Linked DNA regions of Homo sapiens: region 1 is linked to region 2. Evidence: read pairs that join two places in POLR2A ChIA-PET (ENCODE). Cell type or tissue: endothelial cell of umbilical vein. All regions are shown on one strand. Each heading gives the region's core, and the rest is flanking DNA. Links, peaks and the distances in the headings are about the cores only. Region 1 overlaps STRN (striatin). Region 2 overlaps STRN (striatin).

Region 1 (5,384 bases), core at 201-5,200, 94 kb before region 2:
GGTATAAGGTGTTTGTGATGGTTAATATTGAGTGTCTAGTTGATTGGATTAAGGATGCAATATTGATCCTGGGTGTGTCTGAGAGGGTGTTGCCAAAGGAGATGAACATTTGAGTCAGTGGGCAGGGAAAGGCAGACCCACCCTTAATCAGGTGGGCACCATCTAATCAGCCACCAGCGAATATAAAACAGGCAGAAAAATGTGAAGTGACAAAATGGGCCTAGCTTCCCGGCCTACATCTTTCAACCATGCTGAATGCTTCCTGCCCTCAAACATCAGACTCCAAGTTTTGGAACTTGGACTGGCTTTCCTTGCTCCTGAGCTGGCAGATGGCCTATTGTGAGACCTTGTGAGTTTAAGAATTAATACTTAATAAACTCCCATATATATATAATATGTATACACACACACACACACACATATATATATATATCTTACTAGTTCTGTCCCTCTAAAAGAACCGTGACTAATACAGTATTCAACGAAGCAAGATGAGGAAAATAACTGCTTGGTTAAAGTGGACAGTCCCTAATTAGAGGTTAGTTGGCAGTTTCTGATTGGTTAAGTTTCATTTTACTGTGTACATTGTGCTTACATAAGAACCCAAGGTGCTGGAGGTGTCTCAGCCTAATGGCTCCCAATTAATTATTTTAACAGGGAAATTGCAAAATAGGAATGAAGGACTAAAGACAGTTGTGGCAGAGAGAATTTGTTGGCTGGAATTTGTTATTTCCTATAGAGGCAGAAAAGTGAGATACTTTTTCTCAACATCCCTTAAACGTAGAGGAGGCCAACATTCTGGCCAATGAGATATGTGGGAAGTCTGTTGGAGGGCCTCTGGGAAGATTTCCTTTGCTGTCTGTATACAGTCAGCTTGGGCTTCCATAACAAAATATGATAGACTGGGTGACTTAAATAAACAAATTTTATTTTTCAGTCTGAAGGCTAGAAGTCCAAGATCAAGATGCCACCATGGTTGAGTTCTGGTGAGGCTCTCTTTATGGCTTACAGATAGCTCCCTTCTTGCTGTGTCCTCATCTGGCAAGGGGAGGCCAGGGGAGGGGAGGGGAGGGGAGGCAGTTCTACATGACACAAAATGCATGAGAGGTAGTTCTACATGACAAAGAATTGTCCCACTTAAAATGCCAAAATGCTTAAGAAACACTGATGTGACTGGTTCTCTATCAAAATAATGACAGACTATCTGGAAATATGCGAGGAAAATACTAACATTATTGATATAAGACCCTGAAATGGAAATTTAAGTAGTCTAAAAGTATAGAAATTAAATTGTAACGGCAAAACCAAAGACGCAGACAAAGAATGGGGAAAGGGAAAGTAACAGCATCTTTAAGCATCACTTATTTTGGAGAGGCACAGGAAGTGAATGTATTCTAAAAATCACATTTTTTTGTTTCAGGTTGGTAGGGGGTTAGTGAAGATTAGAGTGATTCTGTTTTTTCATAGAGTAGCAGGAAGATATCTGATTATGAATGAAGATAATTTTGAAAGAGAAACGCACAGTAGAAATCCCACATTAACATGAGAAAGACAGGAAGTGAATAATGACTTCATCAATCCAGCAAAAACGAAAAGAAACAATGAAGTAAAATAATGAACATAATAAAACAAAACCAGTGAACACCCAATATATCCACTGAAAGAAACTACCAGCCAGTTTCTTTCCTGGAAGACCTAGAAATAGGCAGCTTACAGGAAACACACTTAAAATGAAGGAATAAAGAAAAGTTGAAAGTAGAGACCCTTAAATAAAACAGTAAGACTAATCTATGAATATGCATGCTAAAGCTCCAAATAAAAGACTAGCAACTGAAACAAGGACTTATATGAAAACAACAACATATATGACCAAATAGGGTTTATTTCAAGGAGGCAAGCATGTTTTAATGTCAACTTCATACACACAATTGGTTAGTCAACAGCTTAAAGAAGAGTAACTCATGATCACATCAAAAGATGCTAAGAAGGCATTTGATGAAATTCAGCAGCCATTCTTTAAACCTGGAAAAACAGGAAAGAACCTATTTAAATAAAATAGAGATTATTTACCAAATAACAAGTAAAATACTCTAAATAACTAAATACCAAAACCATTTCCACTAAAGTTAATAATAGACAGGGAGGCCTACTTTTACCATTATAACTCAACACCACATTGGAGTTTCTAGACAACAAAAATTTCAAAAAAAGAATCAGTCAAACATTGAAAAAGACAAGATCAAATTATTTTTGTGAATGTCCCAATTGTATTTCTAAACATCTCGAGACTCTAGTGAAAACCTGCTATAATTCATGAGATTTAGTAAGCATTTACAATGTTTGTTGTATATAAGCATACAAAAACAGATTTTCTCTGTGTATTTTAAAATGTATTTTCTTAAATTTTTTTTTTTTTTTTTAAGAGATGGGGTTTTGCTATTTTGCCCAGGCTGGTCTGGAACTCCTGGGCTCAAGCAATCCTCCTACCTCAGCCTCCCAATGTGCTGGGATTACAGGCATGAGCCATGCACCTGGCTCCTCTCTTTATTTGTAATAAGCTCTTATAAATGAAAATGGTCACAATAGTGACCAAAATAAGAACATATTAAAAATTTTTTAAAGGCAAAGAACTTAAACTCTCAAATCTTACTAAAGATATAAATAAGATCCAAACAGAAAATGATATGTTGTTCTCAGATGGGAAGACAGTATTGTGGGTCAAACTTCCCCAAATTAATATGTAAATTTAATGTAATTTTAACTCCTAATTGGATTAAATTATTACAAACTTCAAATGCTGAGGATAGCCAACAAAGGCAGTAAAAAGAACAGTGGGCAGGGGCTTGGGAAGCGGAAAAGCTCTCCTGACCATATTATAAGGCCACCAATAACTGAATCCATATGATATTGTCATATGAAAGGAGAATTGTAAGTGAAACAGCATGGCATATTGAGAAATAAACCTCATTAAATATATAAATTTAATATATGACAATGCTGGTGTTTCAATTCATTGGGAAAAGGTTGTTTAATAGAGTGCTACACTGGCAACCCACTTGGAAGAAATTTAGTTGGACTGTTTGCATTCTACACACACACACACACACACACACACACACACACACACACACACAAATGGAGTAAAGACATAAATGTAGAAAACCAAAACCAAAAAACAAAAAATGTAGAAGCCATTCTAGCGGCCTATACATGCCACCCAGGAATGGAAACCTTCTTAATCAATAAAGAATACTTCCAAAAGCTTATAGTCACAAATGCCTATATTTTATATATAAGTATACTTGAAGATCTACTAATAAAAAGTTTTTCGGGTTTGTTTTTTTTGGGACATGATCTCACTGTCGCCCAGGCTGGAGTGCAGTGGAGCGATCTGGACTCCACCTGCTGGGCTCAAGCCATTCTCCTACCTCAGCCTCCAGGGTAACTGTTGTGCCACCATGCTCAGCTAGTATTTTAAAAATTGTATGTAGAAACGAGGTCTCACTATGTTGCCCATGCCAGTCTCAAACTCCTGGGCTCAAGCGATACTCCTGCCTCAGCCTTCCAACGTGCTGAAATTACAGGCGTGAGCCACCCTGCCAAGCCCTAATATAAAGTTTTAAATGAGAAAAGGTATTATAAACATGGTCAACAAAAATAATATAGTTTTGGAGAAAAACACTGGCAAATAGTAAGAAAAAGGGTTTACATGTAGTATAAAAAGAGCACCTGCAAATTTTAAAAAACACAGTGGAACATGGGCAAAACTTTAATAAAATAACAAAATAAACATTTTAAAATGCAAATATGCAATTCACTCAAGTGAAATTCAAAAGGCAAAGTTTTATTTGGAAAAAGTACTTTTGAATGTGGTCAACAGACAACTTACAAGAGTTGGAAAAAAATGTTTGCATCCAAGATAAGAAAATCTGAACATATATTGTACAACATACAAAATGCTTTCACAAACTAGTTAACTAAAAAGACAAACGGTACAAACATATGGACCAAAAATAAGAAAAATTTAAAAATGTATATAAAAGTATAACTACGAATATTTGTGGTAGGCAGAATTCTAAGATGGCCCCCATGAACTCTGCCCCTCATGTTACTTCCATGGTTGATGTTACATTGCAGGGCAGAGGGACTTGGCAGATGTAATTAAAGCTACTAATCAGTTGACCTTAACAATCTGGGTGTGCTTAAACTAGTCACAAGAGCCCTTTAAAAGCAGTTTTCTCTGGCTGGTAGAAGTAGAGTCAAAGTATAAAAATAATTTGATGCACCCTGGCAAGCTTTGAAGGTGGAAGGGACCACGTGCAAGGACCACGGAGCAACCTCTAAAGGATCAGATTTGACAGTCAGCTAGGAGACAGGGACCTCCATCCTCTGACTTTAATGAGGCTGGAAGCGAATTCCTCCTCAGAGCTTTAGTTGAGTACCCACCCTGGAAGACACTTTCATTTCAGCCTTGTTGGGCCTTGAACAGACAGCCCAGTTGAGTTTCCCTGGAGTTCTAACCTACAGAACTTTGAATAGATAATTCAGTTCTGAGTGCAATCCAGATGACCAAAACATTTGAAAAGATGTCTACATTTATAGTAGTCAGGAAAATGGAAATTAAAATAACACTGAAAAATCACTACATCCACCAGGATTTTTTTCTTTTTTCTACGTATTTTTTAATGTTACAATAGTTATTGCCATGAGTATTAAGGGAAAAGTGTTTTTATACATTTACTGATGGAAATAAAAACTGTTCCGGCCACTTTGGGAAACAATCTGTCAATATTTATTTAAAAATTTAAATATACATACTCCTCAATGCAGCAATCCTACTCCAGGGAATCTATTCCGCAGACGTAAAACCATCATGGTGACAAACATATACACAGGAATGTTTATTGTAATAATAAAAAGGAAATAAGAGCTATGATAGACTTAGAGAAATTCTCATCCTACATTGTTAAATGAGAAATGTGAGATGCAGAGAACGTACATGATCCCATTTATTTAAAGCAAACTGCCCACCAAAATATCTTCTCATTAACGTTAGACTGTATATGTTTACTGATAAATTTGAGAGACCTTTAAAAATTTGTAAGGTGCTCATGATACACATTATATTAGAAAAAGCAAGTGCAGCATAATATGTAGAATAAAACCCCATATGTAATAACTGGGTATACACATTTGTATGAATAATTAGAAAGATACATATCAGGGAGGTAGGAATGAAGGGGTATGATGGGACATGCTTCGTTTTGCCATTATGAATCTTTATGCATTGTTTTTTGCATTTAAATTCATTTCTGTCACTTTCTTAACCTGAAAAACATCAAATCATCCCCCTTCCCTGCTCTATTTTTTTTCCCTCTGCACTT
Region 2 (5,384 bases), core at 101-5,100:
AAGCATAATAATTGGTATAAATTCTTACTCTTTTAAAATAAAGATTAAATTCCAGCTAAAAATTCTCCAGATATGGCAGTATATTGCTCTTTGAATTGAATTGAGGAAGGGCGAGGGTGAGAGACATAAAAGACGAAAACAGCAAAAGGAAGAAAAAAAGGGAAGGAAAAAAGGTAAAAAGAAAAAGAGGAAAATAGGTCGGACACAGTGGCTCACACCTGTAATCCCAGAACTTTGGGAGGCCGAGGCGGGGGGATCACTTGAGGTCAAGAGTTCGAGACCAGCCTGGCCAACATGGTGAAACCCTGTCTCCACTAAACATACAAAAATTAGCCAGGCATGGTGGCAGGCACCTGTATTCCCAGCTACTTGGAAGACTGAGACAGAAGAATCACTCAAACCCAGGAGGCGGAGGTTGCAGTGTGCAGAGATCACACCACTGCACTCCAGCCTGGGCGACACAGTGAGACTCCATCTTAAAAAAAAAAAGGCAGGGCGCAGTGGCTCACTCCTGTAATCCCAGCACTTTGGGAGGCCGAGGCGGGTGGATCACGAGGTCAGGAGTTCAAGACCAGCCTGACCAAGATGGTGAAACCCCATCTCTACTAAAAATACAAAAAAAAAAATTAGCCGGGCGTGGTGGCAGGTGCCTGTAATCCCAGCTACTTGGGAGGCTGAGGCACAGAATTGCTTGAACCCAGGAGGCAGAGGCTGCAGTGAGCCGAGACCACGCCACTGCACTCCAGCCTGGGCAACAGAGTGAGACTCCGTCTCAAAAAAAAAAAAAAAAAAGTGACATGAATAAAATGTTTAAAAAATTACAAATCATCATACTGCCATTTATCAGTACAACTAAACCTAATAACAGCATATACTTCTGGAGAAGAAAACTTTGGAATTATCTTCAAGGAAAATGAATGTTGAACTTCCATGATACTTTATACGTATTTTTCACAGTATAGAAAATTATTCACTTCCTAACCATTATAAACAAAAAAGATAAAAATAATAGAAGGAAGACATTTTACTATTTAAGTCTGCATGACAAAAAGAAAATTTATTTTTGTATTATTTTCAATTCTAATTTGTCAAAAGGATATATGTAAATAGGAATATAGATCTTCTATAAACAGGTTTATCTGCATACATAATATCTAATAAACAATTAAAATATTTAAAATGCACCATTTAATTTATTAAAGCCCCCCCACCCCTTTTTTTTTCTTTTGAGACGGAGTCTCGCTCTGTCGCCCAGGCTGGAGTGCAGTGGTGCGATTTCGGCTCACTGCAACTTCAGCCTCCCAGGGTCGAAGTAATTCTCCTACCTCACCCTCCTGAGTAGCTGGGATTACAGGTGCACACCACCACGCCAAGCTAATTTTTGTATTTTTAGTAGAGACAGGGTTTTACCATGTTGGTCAGGCTGTTCTCAAACTCCTGACCTCGTGATCCACCCACCTCAGCCTCCCTAAGCGCTGGGATTACAGGTGTGAGCCACCACGCCCAGCCTTATTGAAGCCATTTTAAACTACCTTGTATTCTAAAATTTAAAAGGGCTAGGATTCAAAATTGAAATCACTGAGAAGTAAATTCAAAATGAAAAATACACAAAATTCTTGGGTTGGACACTTTTCAGTAGCTTTTCAGTTACTTGCTATGGAATATAAAGAGCATTCACTTTTACAAAAATCTAAAATAAAATATTATAAAGCTTGATTAATTTAAGGTTCTCATCTTTTGATTTGAACACAAACTTCAAAGTAAAAGAGGAAATATATAAGTAAAAGTCAATTATATGGTTACAGTGTACAATGAAGTTTCAATAATCGCTTTATGTCTTAATGCCTTCTATAAACTATATCTATTCCCTCTGAAAAGCTTTGGATTATATTATCCTCTTAAATCTAGGCTGCTAGTTTTCTCTGGCACATAATCACTGCCTGTAGCCCTCTCTCTTAAAGACAGTGTCATTATCAGGCTAGGCGCGGTGGTTCATGCCTGTAATCCCAGCACTTTGGGAGACCGAGGCAGGTGGATCACCTGAGGTCAGGAGTTCGAGACCAGCCTGACCAGTATGATGAAACCCCATCTCTACTAAAAATACAAAAATTAGCCAGGCATGGTGGCGTGTGCCTGTAGTCCCAGCTACTCAGGAGGCTGAGACAGGAAAATTGCTTGAACCTGGGAGGTGGAAGTTGCAGTGAGCCAAGATCATGCCACTGCACTCCAGAATGGGCAACAGAGCGAGACTCCATCTCAAAAAAAAAAAAAAAGTGTCATTATCATTTGGTGACATCAAACTTTACCATCAGAATCACCCAGATGACTTGTTAAAACACAATTTTTTAGGTTCTACCCTCAGAGTTGCTCATTCAGTAGGTCTGGAGTGGGGCCCAAGAATTTGCATTTCTAGTAAGTACCCAGGTGATAATGCTGCTGATCTGGGACCAACCTTGGAGAACCACTGACTTAAACCGTTTGTAACACAGTTAGGAGGCCAAAAACAAAAAACAAAGCAAAACAAAACAAAAAGCAGGAAACAGTCTGTTAAGGAGCAAGGAAAAGAACAGTCCCAGAGGCCGGGCGCAGTGGCTCAGGCCTGTAATCCTAGCACTTTGGGAGGCCGAGACGGGTGGATCACTTGAGGTCAGGAGTTCTTAACCAGCCTGGCCAACATGGTAAAACCCCCATCTCTACTAAAAATATAAAAAAATTAGCCAGGTGTGGTGGCAAGCGCCTGTAATCCCAGCTACTCTGGCTCAGGCAGGAGAACTGCTTGAACCTGAGAGGTAGAGGTTGTGGTGAGTCGAGATCATGCCACTGCACTCCAGCCTGAATGACAGAGCAAAATTGCCTCAAAAAAAAAAAGAAAAAGAAAGAAGCAAAGAATAGTCCCAGAACCCTACCTCTTTTTTTTCCCCAAAGTGTTGAGATTACAGGTGTGAGCTATCGCGTCCAGCCCCAGAACCCTACCCTTTTTACTCCACAGAAGTTTGGAGTCTTATACAGGCCTTCAAGCTGACAGACGAGTACATACTAGCTTTTTGATTCTCTTCCAAATTCCTTAGTTATGACTATACTTTTGGCAGTCTCCTGATAAAATAAAATCTACCAATATATTTCAGTTCAATCACATGTTTGGGAAATACCTACTTCCCATCAAGTCTAAACTGCTGTAAAGGAGAATATAGGAAAAACAAATAAAACCAAGTTTCTACCCACAATGTACTTCCAATCTCGTTAGGGTACAAGACCAGCTTGTACACAAGCTGTGTTATGTTCACAAAAACAGCTAAGAAAAGATAGTGCAGTACTAATAAACGAGGATTCAAGTGATAAAATCAAATATTTGTATTTGTTCATTTAACAATATTAACTAAACACCTACTTTGTGCCTGGCAGTTATTGGTACTGGGACTAAAGTAGTGACAAAACAAAACAGAGCTAACAATCCAGTGAATGAAACATATGTTGCCTAAGACATATGTGTACCAGTAGCATATGTTATATTTACTTAGAACCAGAAACACAGTTGCAGGCAAAAGCAGTGAATATAAAAATAAACACAAAAAGCAACTGGATGCCTATTTAACTCTGGAGTCAAGTAGAGAACTGATGTTCAACTTTAAAACTGCTTGCTTGCTTGCTTATTCATTTATTTGTTTATTTATTTGAGACAGGGTCTCGCTCTGTTGCCCAGGCTGGAGTGCAGTCATAGCTCACAGCAGCCTCGAAATCCTGAACTCAATCAATTCTCCCGCCTCAGCCTCCCAAGTTGCTGGGACTATAGGCGCATACGACCACATGCAGCTGATTTTAATCTTTTTGGTAGAGACAGGGTCTTGCTATGTTGCCAGGCTGGTCTCGAACTCCTAGCCTCAAGCAATCCTCTCACCTTGGCCTCCCAAAGTGCTGGAAATACATGCATAAGCCACTGCACCAAGCCTAAAAACTGTATTCTAATCTGGTATTTATTCTACAGCTAGTTTTACTTTTTTTTTGAGACAGTCTCACTCTGTTGCCCAGGCTGGAGTACAGTGGCGTGATCTCGGCTCACTGCAACCTCCACCTCCCGGGTTCAAGCAATTCTCCTATGTCAGCCTCCAGAGTAGCTGGGATTACAGGCACCCGCCACTGCGTCTGGCTAATTTTTGTATTTTTAGTAGAGACAGGGTTTCACCGTGTTGGCCAGGCTGGTATCAAACTCCTGACCTCGGGTGATCTGCCTGCCTCGGCCTCCCAAAATGCTGGGATTACACGCGTGAGCCACCGCACCCGGCCTAGTTTCACATTTTAACAAACTAGTCAGTCTCCTGAAATTTTCCTAATAAATAAAATTACTGTACCATTTTATTTATTTACCTATTGTCACATTTCAAAAAAAGATAAGATGTGAACTTATGGATTATATTGAAAATAAAGATAAATTTCATTTTATGTTTTTTAGAGATGAGGGTCTCTCTTTGCTGCCAGGTTAGGAGTACAGTGGCATGATCATAGTTCACTACAGCCTTGAACTCCCGGGCTCAAGTGATCCTTCTAGATAACATTTTACCTCTGAAATGCTATAGGAGATACTGGTATATTCTTTCAAAAGCAATCTCTCCATCCCTAAATGTAAGATTACAAACATAGATTTTCGTATACAGAAAACCCTCAACTGCCCAAATTCTCACTTAAAGCACTAAATTAATTACACCCACATTATCACCTTATGGCAGCTTATAAATAAATGTACATCAGTAGGTTTCTTGAGATCCCAAAGGCTCCCTCAGAACTCGAATCAGTCAGTTAAATTCCCTCAGCACATCTTCCTATCTTTCACCTCTTTATAAATGTTCCTTATGTTTGCTCAAAGGGCTAGAAATTCCATTTTTTTTTAATTTACACACACACACACACACACACACACATATATATGCAGTTAGCCCTTCATATCCATGAGTTCTACACCTGCAGATTCAGTCAACCATCTATCAAAAACATTCAATAAACAATAAATACAAAATTTTAAAAATACAGTATAACAACTTTTCACAGCATTTACATTAAGTATTATAAATAATCTAGAGATGATTTAAAGTATATGGGAGGGTGTGCATAGTTTATATGCAAATACTACACCACCTTATATAAGAAAATTGGAACTTGAGCATCCACAGTTTTTTGTATTGGATGGGGGAGTTCCCGGAACCAATACCCTACAGACATCAAAGGATAACTGTATATGTACATATACACATATGTAGAAGAAAAGAGAGAATAAGATATCAATCAAGGGAGGAATTCTGCAGATTTACGGTATGAGACAGTATGATATTCATAGATTTAACATTCATGGTTACCACTGTTTTGAGAGCTACCCAGAAGATACTTTGTTAAGG

The links. ChIA-PET counts read pairs that join two places held together with the same protein. Peaks named below come from ENCODE experiments on the same cell type or tissue, not always from the same donor. Only the 100,000 strongest peaks of a DNase experiment are listed, where the experiment ranks them.
Region 1: POLR2A ChIA-PET joins it to region 2 with 5 read pairs; 3 of 35 experiments call an interaction of 5 or more read pairs at or near these places.

Annotation. Positions count from the first base shown.
Region 1 is chr2:36,833,875-36,839,258 of GRCh38, forward strand. STRN (striatin) reads right to left here. Exons shown (of 18, transcript NM_003162.4): 18 at 3,824-5,384. Among named protein-coding and RNA genes, the nearest start is that of STRN, 130 kb to the right of the region's middle. In endothelial cell of umbilical vein, for the core only: no CTCF peak of the experiment used is centred there; no DNase peak of the experiment used is centred there; H3K27ac peaks cover 254 bases.
Region 2 is chr2:36,928,174-36,933,557 of GRCh38, forward strand. All of the region lies in intron 1 of STRN (striatin), which reads right to left. Among named protein-coding and RNA genes, the nearest start is that of STRN, 36 kb to the right of the region's middle. In endothelial cell of umbilical vein, for the core only: no CTCF peak of the experiment used is centred there; a DNase peak (open chromatin) is centred at 3,058; H3K27ac peaks cover 1,342 bases.